3 separate regions of the Homo sapiens genome follow, and all the other regions are linked to region 3. Evidence: read pairs that join two places in POLR2A ChIA-PET (ENCODE). Cell type or tissue: OCI-LY7. All regions are shown on one strand. Region 1 overlaps CCDC18-AS1 (CCDC18 antisense RNA 1). Region 2 has its middle 46 kb from the start of MTF2. Region 3 overlaps DIPK1A (divergent protein kinase domain 1A).

Region 1 (2,500 bases), 370 kb after region 3:
TAAATTACACAATTATACACTCAGTTGCTCAGGACAAATACCTAGGAGCCCTATTTGTCTCTTCTCTTTTCCTCACACAGCACATTCAATCCATCAGTATCTACTTCCAATTCATCAATAGGTTCCATTAGCTCCAACTTCCAAAATATATTCTGAACCTAACCACTTCTTTCCATCTCTACTCTTCCAATCTAGGTCAATGCCATCATCACTTCTCACTGGTCTCTGTGGCTGCACTCTTGATTCCTCATTGTCCTTCCTCTATCCACATAGCAGCCAGAGTCATATTTCTAAAGCGTAAACCAGAGAATATAATTTCCTTGCTTAAAATTATCTAAAGACTTCCCATTGCATCAGAATAATCAACAAACTTCTCATCAGAGTCTATGAGGCTCTCCAAATCTTGCCCCATCTGTGTCTCTGACCTCATCTCTCTCCACTCTTCTCCTTGTTCATTGAGCTCTAACCACTCTGATACTCTGTCCCATGAACACACCAAGTTTGTTCATGCTTCAGGCCATCCCACCTCTTGCTCATTCTGCTTGGAGAGCCCCCCGGATCTCTTTTTATCACTTGGGTAATAAAAAGATTCCTTGTTTTTATCACTTGGGTCAGTGGTCCCCAACCTTTTTGGCATGAGGGAACAGCTTCATGGAAGACAATTTTTTCCATGGACTAGGGTTATGGGGGATGGTTTTGGGATGATTCAAACACATTACATTTATTGTGCACTTTATGTATATTATTATTGCATTGTAATATATAATGAAATAATTATACAACCCACCATAATGTAGAATCAGTGGAAACCCTGAACCTGTTGCAACTAGAAAGTCCCATCTGGGAGTGATGGTAGACAGTGACAGATCATCAGGCATTAGATTCTCGTAAGGATCATGCAACCTAGATCCCTTAAATGCACATTTCACAACAGGGTTTGCCCTCCTATGAGAATCTAACGCCTCTGCTGATCTGATAGGATGCAGAGCTCAGGCAGTAATGCGAGTAATGCGAGTGGTGGGGAATGGCTATAAATACAGATAAAACTTCGCATTCACATGCTGCTCACCTCCTGCTGTGCAGGCCGGTTGCTAACAGGCCACAGACTTGTATGGGTCTGTGGCCTGGGGGTTGAGGACCCCTGATTTAGGTGATACAAAGTGACTCAGATGTCACTTTCTCAGCCCTTTCCTGACTATCACAGCTAATGTAGTATCCCATCTCCCTGAGTCACTTTTCTCACAATACCCTATTATAGCTTCATAATGTTGATCAGCACCTGAAGTTCTAATTCATTTTTTTCTGTATGTTTATTGGCTGTCATCCCTCATTAGAACGTCAACTCCTGGGGGGCACAATTGCTGTCTGTCTTATTTACAGCTCATTCTCCAGTACCTTGAACATCACAGACAACAAAATCAACACACAATAGATGTTTATTTAAATTGGCTATTTCTTTCTTCTGGAAGGAGGTTAAAGGAAGGTGGGAAAGGCAGGGCGTGGTGGCTCACGCCTGTAATCCCAGCACTTTGGGAGGCCAAGGCAGAAGGATCACTTCAGGTCAGGAGTTCCAAACCAGCCTGGCCAACATGGTCAAACTCCATCTCTACTAAAAATACAAAAATTAGCCAGGCGTGGTGGCATACACCTGTAATCCCAGCTACTCAGGAGGCTGAGGCAGGAGAATTGCTTGAACCCGGGAGGCGGAGGTTGCAGTGAGCTGAGATCGCACCACTGCACTCCAACCTGGGCGTTAGAGCGAGACATCGTCTAAAAAAAAAAAAAGGGTGGGAAAAAGAAGGAAGACCCCCTTTTCTCTGTGATTTGGGACATAAAGTGGCTGATAATGAGAAACAGTGGGACAGGGTTTTAAGAAGGGTAATGAATTATTCTTGACTCTTCCTTCAAAAGTTGTATTTGTAAAAAACCAGTAGTTGAGAGTTTTGTTGTTTCAATTCTAATTATCATTTCTTAAAAAGTAATTTTATGGAAGAAACAATTTGAATTTTTACCCCTTTAGGTAGCATTGGCTTTCAAAAACACCAATCTCATGTCTTTTACATTCTTGGCCTGGAATTGAATTATGTGAATCTACTGGTTTTGTTTTCCACCCTCTTTATAAGATCTGCTATATCTGGTCCTGATAACACAAGGTCAAGGTCCAGGAAAGAACAAATGTCAATGCTTTCTTTCCTCATGGCCCTTCATTATAGCCTTAGTGAGTCCTTTCACGCATCCATGTCCACACATCTCTGTTTCTCATCAATACAGCCTGTGTGTTTTGAAAGCATGCAATTTATGCCTTTATATCCCTGCTTCTCTTTTTCCTATCAGCAAAATCTATGTGTTTTTTAGGAATTAAATAAGTATATTTTTCTTATATGTATTGGTCATTTTCTATATTTGAACAGTAAGTTCTACTCAACGTATATCTGTGCTGCAAAATTAATTTTCGTACTCAAATTTTGAATGGTGTTTCTTAAAATGACTTTTTTAACAC
Region 2 (2,500 bases), 79 kb after region 3:
ATTGGTTAATAGTTAAATAGTTTTCTTAAGAAAATAACCAAGCTAGATGCACCATCATTTTAAAAGGCTGGTGCATCTGTTCATGCACTGAGTATTCTTAATGTAGAGGAAGGTCCCACGTGGGCTTTCTGATTCTTCTGTGCTTGAACAATGCCAGGCAAATTGGTCTGGGATTGTATTTCTCATGCTTCCACCTCGCTTTACCAATCAGTAGTGTATTAACCATCTGTACAGGGATAAAATTTACACTTGCATCTTGCAGTTTTAAAAGAGTACATTGTTTTGATATAAGGCTTTGGCACATGAAAACAACAAAAGTGAATTTTATAACTATAGAAGGACAGAGGTCTAGAAAAGTAAATAAAAGTATTGCATTTATTTGACAATAATGAAAAGTTTTTTGAAAAGCAGAAATGTTTTTGATGTATAGAGAAATTTAGAAATCTTAATCTAGAAATTAAGTAAATAAAATCTTTACTTACTAGAGTTTTTATGTTTGGCCAGAGAATAGGATATGTTGGTAATCAAATACCATGTGTACATTATAAATAAGATATTCTAGAAACTGAGTCTTCAAAGCACTGAAATGTGATAATATCATTGAAATAAAATAGAATGTAATGTCACCATTCAAAAATTTTGGATTACTACATGAGTCCCAGGGTCTTCATATGGCTCTCCAGATTTGCCCCATGAACACAGAATTGAAATCCTATAATAATGAAATAATATATGAAATCCTATGATAATTATATGGTATCGGATTAAAAAGGGAAATGTTCAGATAACAGGCATTTCTTACTAATAGAACAATGGATGGTAGAATTTACTGCATTTGATAGTGTCTAGCAGCCCATCACCACAGCTTAAAGTGTTTTCTTCAAAATTAGATTCCTTTTTCTAATTCTACATTCGGTAAATATTTTTGAGCTTGTATTACTATCATAGTTATAAAATAACTTAGAGTTGTTCTGTGCTTTACCTTCATGAATCTGATTAACGTATTTTTCTGGTTAAATAGTAAGTATTATAAATAACTTGTTATTTAAATATTTCTCTTAGGCAATCTGTATAGATTACCTTTATTAAGGCCATTAAATGACATGTAGATAAAAAGCAATATTTATTATCGTTGAGCATTTGCAATTTTAATTTACAAACTACCTTTCTATCCATTTATTCTGATGCTCTGCTGTGCTTCTTAGAGAGGGTTAGGAGGTTGAAGAGCTTTGTATCAGACCTCTCTTGGTTTACCTGATGCACATCTGGATCAGATGCATGCCCCGTTGAGCTACATGCATGCCCCATGCTCCCAGCAACATCCAACTGCTCAACCCCTCCCCTGTTCCCTGTCAACCACAGGCCCTCTTGGGGGTTAAAACCTTTTGAACAGGGCCATCTGTTCTTCACTTCGACAAGTTGAGCAAAATGACTCAGCAATTCACTCTTCTAGTTTTTTAAGTCAGGACAGGATAAGGGAGAGATGAAAACATCCAATTCAATTCCAAGAACTTGCCAAACAATACGTCATTTGCTCAAAGTCACTCAGTTGGGAAGAAAGATTAGAACTCAAGAAATGTTATGCCCTCAGATGCACTGCTTATCCAAAAATGTATCTAAAATGATTTAGAAATCTCGTATTTCAATCAGCGTTGGCTTCACAGGTGTGCAACCTGTGCAATCACACAGGGTCCACTCTCAGAAGAGCTTTGCACTTGGTTGAATGCTCTGCTGTCTCCATTTTGAAATTCTTAGTTATTTTACTTTTGAACTTATATTTTGTAAGTGATGTTCAATGGGACAATGGCATGAGCAGAGAAGATACATGAGTGCCTTCCAGTCTTTGTTACTAAATCTGTCTGCATATGGCTCTCCAGATTTGCTCCATGAACACAGAATTCCACTACAGACCCACAATGCCTAGAAATGTAGCAGACACAAAGGAAGTACATGATTAGCATGTATGTCCACAAATAAGTAGGCACTGACAGTCCTGAGAGGCCATGTTTTCCATTCAAACCGGAGCCTGTTTTGACTGCAGAGAGAAAGCAAAGGCATCCTAAAAAAAATTATCAAAGGAATCATGTCATATTCATTCTTGCTTATGTTGCTTCCCTGTATTAGCCAACCACTTACACAGAAAATGATGCCCTATAAGGAAAGGGAAAGATAACAGCTCTTAGTTTCTTTCCCTTTCAGTTCCTCCTTACTCATCAGTAAGCTGAAGATAGTGCTAGGAGGAACACGTGCAATCAAGAAGTGAAATAAAAACAGTTGAGTTAGTTTTGTGCAGTGTTTCTACTGTTCTAGTAAGAACAAAACATATGTGTGTGTATAAGCTACAATATACAAATTGTGTAATTTTGTTGATTCTGCATGAGTTAAATACTCTGATATTTTCATTTAAAACCGGCATTGCACAACGGAAAGATGAACATTAAAATTCATGGTAATAGTTTTAAATTTAAATTTTTCTTTATTCAGAAAAACATTAAATAGC
Region 3 (2,500 bases):
TACAGGATCCAATGAAAGGTACATAGGATGGCAGCCTGATCAACATTCTAGATTTAAAATAAATAAGGAGTCCCAATTTTCAAGCAGTGGGGGACAGGGAGTAAAACTTGTGGCACTAGCTCTAAGATCTAATAATAGTCTATGACTCTGATACTATGCTACATCTGAAATGGATGTACTAATTCAGAAGCTTGTTAATACATTAAAATCTCTCTTGGAAGAATATCTTCAAACATGTTTACCCTGTTCTTAAGAAAGGGGAACTCTGCTCACAATAACACATAACCCTGTTGAATAAATATCAATCTGAAACAACAAATCAAGAAGGAACTTTCTCCAAAGAAGATATACAAATGGCCAAAAAGCATATGAAAAGATGTTCAACACCACTAATCATCAGGAAAGTGAATAAAAACTAAAACAAGGTATCAGCTCACGCCCGTGAGAATGGTCACTCTTAAAAAAAAAAAAAGAAAAGAAGTGCAGACGGGGATGTGGAAAAATTGAAACCCTTGTGTATTGTTGGTGGGAATGTAAAAGGGTAAAGCCACTTTGGAAAACAGTATGAAGGTTGCTAAAAAAATTAAAAATAGAATTACCATGTGATCCAACAATCCCACTTCTGGATATACAAAAAAATTGAAAGCAAGATCTCAAAGAGATATTTGCACTCCCATGTTCATTGTAGTACAATTCACAATAGCCAAGAGGTAGAGGCAACCTAAATGTTCATCGACTAATGAATGGATAAAGGAAATGTGGAATATACATACAATGGAATACTATTCACCTTTAAAAAAGAAGGAAATCCTGTCATAATCTACATGGGTGACATTATGTTAAGTGAAATAAGGCAGTCACAAAAAGACAAATGCTGTGTGATTCCACTTATATGAAGTATAAAGCAGTCTAATGGAAACAGAAAGCAGAATGTGGTCACCAAGGGCCAGGGGCAGGAGGAAATGAGGAGTCGTTCAATGGGTAGAGTTTCGACTTTGCAGGATGAAGAAGTTCTAGAGATCTGCTGCACAGATCTTTGTTGCTGCACAAAGTGCATAAAATAGTTAATACTACTATACTATATGCTTAAAAATGGTTAAGATAGCAAATTTTATGTGCTTTTGACCATAATTTAAAAAAACAAAAAATGAAACAGAAAAAAATAACCACCATTCCATGATCACACCTAAGAAAGATAACTATTTAATTTCATTAAATACCCAATCAACAACAAAAAAGGAATTGCTTATTTTCAAAGATAAATTCATTTACTAATATTTTGGGTTATTAAAACATGCACATTGCAATATCCTGGTTTTCTAAACTCGCATACTTCGTAGATTAAAAAGTTTTAAAGGAAAATTATTTGCAAATGATTTGAACATCTAGAAATGAATATGGCCAGACATAGTAGCTCATACATATAATCCTAGCATTTTGGAAGTCCAAGGTGGGAAGGTGCACTTGAACCCAGGAGTTTGAGACCAGCCTGGGCAACAAAGCAAGACCCTGTCTCACAAAAAAAAAAATAAATAAATAAATAAAAGAAATGGATATGTTAAAAATATTAACACTTTATCTTTTCTTTCTTTTTTTTTTTTTTTTTTTTGTTTTGAGACAGAGTCTCACTCTGTCACCCAGACTGGAGTGCAGTGGCGTGATCTTGGCTCACTGCAACCTCCAACTCCCGGGTTCAAGCTCTCCCACCTCAGCCTCCCAAGTAGCTGGGACTACAGGCACATGCCACCATACCCGGCTATTTTTTGTACTTTTAGTAGAGACAGGGTTTCGCCACATTGGCCAGACTGGTCTCAAACTCCTGACCTCAAGTGATCCACCTGCCTCAGCCTCTCAAAGTGCTGGGATTACAGACGTGAGCCTCCGTGCCCAGCCGACAACACCTTACCTCTTCAATCAGACAATGTAAAATGATGGTATTTAACAGGATGATATAGTGTTGCTTTTAGAAACAACTTTTAAAAATAAAAACAATAAAATGTACCTAACTGCTACAAAAAAAGAAAACTTTCATGGAGAATAAAAAATAATACTATAATCCATCAAGATGAAAAACTGGGGCACTCCACAAAAAAACCTGCACACAGATGTTTATGTAGCAGCCTTATTCATAATTGCCAAATACTGGAAGCAACTAAGATGCCCTTCAGTAAGTGAATGGATAAACTGTGGTACACCCAGACAACGAAATATTATTCAGCGTTAAAAAGAAATGAGCTATTAAGCCATGAAAAGCCATAGAGGAGACGTAAATGCATATTACTAAGTGAAAGAAGCCTATTTGAAAAGGCTACCTAAAATACTACGTGATTCCAACTAGATGACATTTTAGAAAAAGGCAAAACTATGGAGACAATAAAGACCAGTGGCTTTTGGGGGCTCAGTGGGGACAGAAGGATAAATAAGCAGAGCACAGATTTTTAAGGCAGTGAAACTACACTCTATACAATAATGATGGATACATGTCATTATGCATTTATCC

Evidence for each region. ChIA-PET counts read pairs that join two places held together with the same protein. Peaks named below come from ENCODE experiments on the same cell type or tissue, not always from the same donor. Only the 100,000 strongest peaks of a DNase experiment are listed, where the experiment ranks them.
Region 1: POLR2A ChIA-PET joins it to region 3 with 6 read pairs; 2 of 35 experiments call an interaction of 5 or more read pairs at or near these places.
Region 2: POLR2A ChIA-PET joins it to region 3 with 6 read pairs; 7 of 35 experiments call an interaction of 5 or more read pairs at or near these places.

What each region holds. Positions count from the first base shown.
Region 1 is chr1:93,319,759-93,322,258 of GRCh38, forward strand. The region is part of intron 8 of CCDC18-AS1 (CCDC18 antisense RNA 1); the gene reads right to left. Among named protein-coding and RNA genes, the nearest start is that of CCDC18-AS1, 25 kb to the right of the region's middle. In OCI-LY7, no CTCF peak of the experiment used is centred here; no DNase peak of the experiment used is centred here.
Region 2 is chr1:93,031,768-93,034,267 of GRCh38, forward strand. No RefSeq gene overlaps it. Among named protein-coding and RNA genes, the nearest start is that of MTF2, 46 kb to the right of the region's middle. In OCI-LY7, no CTCF peak of the experiment used is centred here; DNase peaks (open chromatin) are centred at 116, 1,354 and 2,224; H3K4me3 peaks cover 1,484 bases; H3K27ac peaks cover 2,121 bases.
Region 3 is chr1:92,952,782-92,955,281 of GRCh38, forward strand. All of the region lies in intron 1 of DIPK1A (divergent protein kinase domain 1A), which reads right to left. Among named protein-coding and RNA genes, the nearest start is that of DIPK1A, 7.4 kb to the right of the region's middle. RefSeq lists a silencer at 1,727-1,910. In OCI-LY7, no CTCF peak of the experiment used is centred here; a DNase peak (open chromatin) is centred at 960; H3K4me3 peaks cover 2,230 bases; H3K27ac peaks cover 2,427 bases.